Regions from separate parts of the Homo sapiens genome. Here region 2 is linked to region 1. Evidence: chromatin loops called from intact Hi-C (ENCODE). Cell type or tissue: IMR-90. All regions are shown on one strand.

The links. Hi-C counts contacts between places; a loop is a spot of excess contacts. Peaks named below come from ENCODE experiments on the same cell type or tissue, not always from the same donor. Only the 100,000 strongest peaks of a DNase experiment are listed, where the experiment ranks them.
Region 2: a loop joins it to region 1, with 9 times the contacts of the local background. A loop is called at or near these places in 3 of 110 quality-filtered maps.

The regions. Positions count from the first base shown.
Region 1 is chr11:19,943,762-19,946,261 of GRCh38, reverse strand. All of the region lies in intron 8 of NAV2 (neuron navigator 2), which reads right to left. Among named protein-coding and RNA genes, the nearest start is that of NAV2-AS3, 36 kb to the left of the region's middle. In IMR-90, no CTCF peak of the experiment used is centred here; no DNase peak of the experiment used is centred here.
Region 2 is chr11:20,608,921-20,611,420 of GRCh38, reverse strand. The region is part of intron 5 of SLC6A5 (solute carrier family 6 member 5); the gene reads right to left. Among named protein-coding and RNA genes, the nearest start is that of SLC6A5, 11 kb to the right of the region's middle. RefSeq lists an enhancer at 942-1,011 and a silencer at 990-1,187. In IMR-90, a CTCF peak has its summit at 1,117; no DNase peak of the experiment used is centred here; H3K27me3 peaks cover 167 bases.

The DNA of each region.
Region 1 (2,500 bases):
ATGAATGAATGATTGAATGGAAGTGTGAATGGAAGCCCAAAGGAAGTGTGAAGTCCAGGGAGATTCTTCCTTCAGGTGCCTCCTTAAATAGGTGAAGTCTAGCATGTGGGAGAAGCCAAGTGCCTAGTCTGAGATGTAAACACATTTCCACAGTGTCTCCAACAGAGACATGCTCAGGTTAGGTCCAACCAGGTAGTCATTTTCTACCCATGCAAAAATGAGTGAAGCATTTTGTTTTCTCACCTATTGGTGATATATGCAGCTATCTTAGGCCCTACTGTGCAAGCATAGCTTGCAGTAGCTAGAAGATCTGCACCTGTTAATCACAAATATTTATACAGAGAAAGGTTGCCTTCTTCCTTGTTAGATGTATTATGTCACCTCAAATTCAAGCTCCTCTACTTACTGGCTGTGTGACTGTGGGGAAGGTGCTGGTCCTCTCTATCCTTCAGACTTCACTTTTCTAAAAGGAACGCAGTGGTAGTACTGACCTCAAAGGACATTTGTGGAGACAAACTGGGATCAGGCCTGGAGATCCCTTAGCACAGTGCCCACCATAAGCACTCAACACAAGCCAGCTGGTGCTCTAGAGCAGGGAGCCTGTAAGAAACAGCTGGGGGTCAGGTGCAGTGGCTCACGCCTATAATCCCAGCATTTAGGAAGCCAAAGTGGGCAGATCGCTTGAGCCCAGGAGTTCAAGACCAGCCTGGGAAACATGGCAAAACCCTGGCTGATGGCATACACCTGTAGTGCCAGCTACTCTGGAGGCTAAGGTTGGACGATGTCTTTAGTTTAGAAGGTAGAGGTTGCAGTCAGCCGAGATTGTGCCATTGCAATCCAGCCTGGGTAACAGAGAGTGAAGGGAGGAAAAGAGGAAGGGAGAAAGGCAGGGAAAGGAAGGGAAGGGAAGGAAAGGGAAGGAAAGAAAGGAAAGAAGGAAAGGAGGAAAGAAAGATGAGAAAGACAGAAAGATAAGAAGGCAAGAAAGCAAGCAAGAAAGAAAAGACAGACAGAAAGCCAGCCAGCCAAGAAAGAAAAGAAGGAAGGAAAGGAAAGAAAGGGAAGGGAAGGGAAGGGAAGGGAAGGGAAGGGAAGGGAAGGGAAGGGAGACAGAAAGAAAGGAAGAAAGAAAGAAAGAAAGAAAGAGAAAAAAAGAAAGAAGAGAAGAGAAGAAAAGAGAAAAGAAAAGGAAAGGAAAGGAAAGAGAAAAGGAAAGGAAAAAGAAAAAGAAAGAAGAAAGAAAAGGAAAGGAAAGGAAAATGGAAATGGAAAGGGAAAGGGAAAGAAAAGGAACGGAACGGAAAGGAAAGAGGAAAGGGGAAAGGGGAAGAAAAGAAAAGAAAGAAAGAGAAGGAAAGGAAAGGAAAGAAAGGAAAGAAGGAAAGGAGGAAAGAAAGACAAGCAAGACAGAAAGACAAGAAGGCAAGAAAGCAAGCAAGCAAGGAAGAAAGAAAAGACAGACAGAAAGCCAGCCAGCCAAGAAAGAAAAGAAGGAAGGAAAGGAAAGAAAGGGAAGGGAGGGGAGACAGAAAGGAAGGAAGGAAGGAAGGAAGGAAAGAAGGAAGAAAGAAAGAAAAGAGAAGAGAAGAAAAGAGAAAAGAAAAGGAAAGGAAAGAAAAGAGAAAAGGAAAGAAAAAAGAAAAAGAAAGAAGAAAGAAAGGAAAGGAAAGGAAAATGGAAATGGAAATGGAAAGGGAAAGGGAAAGAAAAGAAATGGAACGGAATGGAAAGGAAGGGAAAGGAAAGGGGAAAGGGGAAAGAGGAAAGGGGAAAGGGGAAAGGAGAAGAAGAGAAAAGAAAGAAAGAGAAGAAAAGGAAAGGAAAGCAAAAGAAAAGAGAAGAAAAGAAAAGGAAAGAAAACAGACAGCTGGGTTCCTCTTTGTCAGGACCACAGTATTCCATTCCCTGGGCAAAACTTTCCACAAGACACTTGGCTGAGCAGCATTTGAGCTGAGCTGGCACTAGTGTACCATGAGAAATATGCCACACACAAGCTAGGACACAGTGCAGTCTTGTTTTGCCTTCTCTGGCAATTCTGTTTCTTTCTTTCTTTCTTTTTTTGAGACAGAGTCTTGCTCTGTCGCCCAGGCTGGAGTGCAGTGGCACGATCTCAGCTCACTGCAACCTCCACCTCCTCAGTTGAAGCGATTCTTCTGCCTCAGCCTCCTGAGTAGCTGGGATAACAGGCGCCCGCCACCACACCCGGCTAAATTTTTTTTTGTTTTTAGTAGATACAGGGTTTCACCATGTTGGCCAGGCTGGTCTTGAACTCCTGGCTTCAGGTGATCCACCCACCTCGGCTTCCCAAAGTGCTGGGATTACAGGCGTGAGCCACCACACACGGCCTAGTTCCGTTTCTTTTAGCCTTACAAAGGGAAGAGGAGAGGTGCAATAACTACAATAATAATTAATAGAATTATATATTTTCTCCCTCAGAGTAATTTTAGGGAGAGCTGAGAAGACTGAGGAAGCACAATCATGGGTCTTTAAAAGCCTAGGA
Region 2 (2,500 bases), 670 kb before region 1:
TGCAGTGGCACAATCTCTGCTCACTGCAACCTCTACCTCCAGGGTTCAAGTGATTCTCATGTCTCAGCCTCCAAAGTAGCTGGGATTACAGGTGTGTGCCAACACTTCCAGCTAATTCTTGTATTTTTAGTAGAGACAGGGTTTTGCCGTGTTGCCCAGGATGGTCTCCAACTCCTGGCCTCAAGTGATCCATCCACCTTGGCTTCCCAAGGTGCTGGGATTACAGGCATGAGCCCCTGCTTAAAGCTGGTAGGAGTCTTTAAACTGGTTGGCATCAGCTGTTTTGCTGGAATTCGGGATCTGCTTAAGCAATTCTTAAACAAAAGCCTTATGATTCTAGCATCAGAAATCTCATCTATAGGAACAATGGGGATGCAAATGTACGTAGTGTTACTCAATTTTTGGTTTCAAGGAAGTGAGTCAAAAGCACAGCCTGATTAATGCTGATTATAACAATACTTCTGTCTAGAATTCTTGTTAACCCTGCAAGGACAGCTTTAGTAATTCTTGGCTGTGGGACCGTCCTGTGCATTGCAGGATATTTAGCAGAATCCCTGGCCTCCACCTACTAAATGCCAGGAGCCCACCCAGCTGCAACAACTAAAAACGTCTCTGAACGTTGCCAAATGTCCCCTGCAAAATCTCCCCTGGTTGAGAATCTCCACTTCAGGGCCTAAAAATATCTTCCTATTCAAAGTATCTTCTTTAATCAAATAACAGAGTTTCAGGAGGATTCCCACCTAATCATTATCAAATATTTACCAGGAAAGCTTTTGTTTCCCCCAGCAGTGACATAAATGAAGACAATTAAAGAACACTCCATATCTCTGTTCTGTAAATAAGCACATAAGTTATTTCTAGCCCTCCTGCCAAACATTACGTCCACCCAAGACGGGAGAGATCACTAACACGAGGGCAAACACCAAATCTCTCGATTCCCAAGTTGCAATTGTGAAGCACGCAGGCAGCCTCACTAGAGAGCGTCTCTGGATGTCTGTAGATCACTGCCGCCGCAGCAGCACAAGGTCACCGTTCCTGCAGCAATGCAGCAGGGTTCCCAGGCTCCCCGCTCGCTCGCTCCGCAGCCCCAAGCCTCCTGCAATATCCCCTCCCACCACCGGGCGGCAGGAGCATGCTTCCCAGCGCCCGGAGCCTTCGGGTCCACCCGCGAGGGAATGATGGGCCATCTCATCAGAGAGCTCTGCGGCCCAGCAACCCCGAACAAAGAACAGCGATAATGATCGTGCTAAATTGGAAGCTGTGGAATGGGATTCTCTTTACTTGGGCAATTATTAATAAATGAAAGCACATGAAAGACCAGGGAGAAAAGGAATCATTTAATTAAAAGTTGTAATGAAAATGAAGCCATTCCGGAAATAGAAATGATATTTATGTTGTTCCTATTTTACGTGACCCAGCTAGCTCCTATTTTCACGTAAAGCCGCTGGTCTCACTTGACAGGGCACAGACTAGTCATTCTCCATTACAGATACTTGGAGAGTTGAGTCACCCTAAAGACAGCAGCCTCTCTTACAACCTGCAGCACAGAAAGATGTGGCAAACGCTGCCTCTCCCCACCCACAGATCCAGGGCTTTCCTCTGGGGCTGGAGTGGGTATGGTTGCCTGGTATCCCCATGGAATGTGTCCCTTGCAGCACTGAGAGTGTCATGGGGCAGCTCCAAGCTGCACACGAAGGTCACAATAGCTAGCCATTCAGCCCCTCTCTCCTGGGATGAGTCCTTTTGCCCAGCAGTCACAGGATGTGGGTAGTTATGGGATTGTGAGAGAGAAGGTGAGACTGGAAGGCAATTGGTGGGAAATGCTGGGGAAAGAGTTTATCCATCTCTTAAGGAAGGCTTGCTCAATATGACCATTTGGGAAACAGCCTGGCAATATCCGTTGTCTAGACTCCTGATTTGTCCAGCAGAGCAGTGGGGCTCTGCAAGTCAGGCCACCATCAACTTTTCTAAGTCACCCCAGAATTCCAAAGGACCAATACACCTGCAAGGGATAGCCTGGCGCCAGGAACAGAACACACTCATGTGCTGATAACACAGAGAATGACAGATGGAGGGGCTGCACAAAGAAAGAGTGTGGATTGACACCTTGTTTTTCTTTTCACCAAAAAAAAAAAAATTAAAAATTAAAACACTGGGTAAGAATGAGATAGGATCTGCTCAGCCTGGTCATATACTCGCAGGAAACAATCAGCGTGAAAAATGTACATTGTCTCCTTGTGCTCAGAGCTTGCATCATTTTAATGGTTTGTACCAGATGAGTAGGAGCTGAGCTGTGTCATATCTTTGCTCTGCCTTTCATGTCTCCCAGGCGATGGTGAGCCAGACTGGAAGCCAGAGACAGGGGCTTCTGTGTCTCTTGTGCCTCCACCCATGTGCCTGATCCAGTCAACATGCTCAGCCTGCTTTAAACACACACACACACACACACACACACACACACAGAGAGAGAGAGAGAGAGAGAGAGAGAGAGAGAGAGACA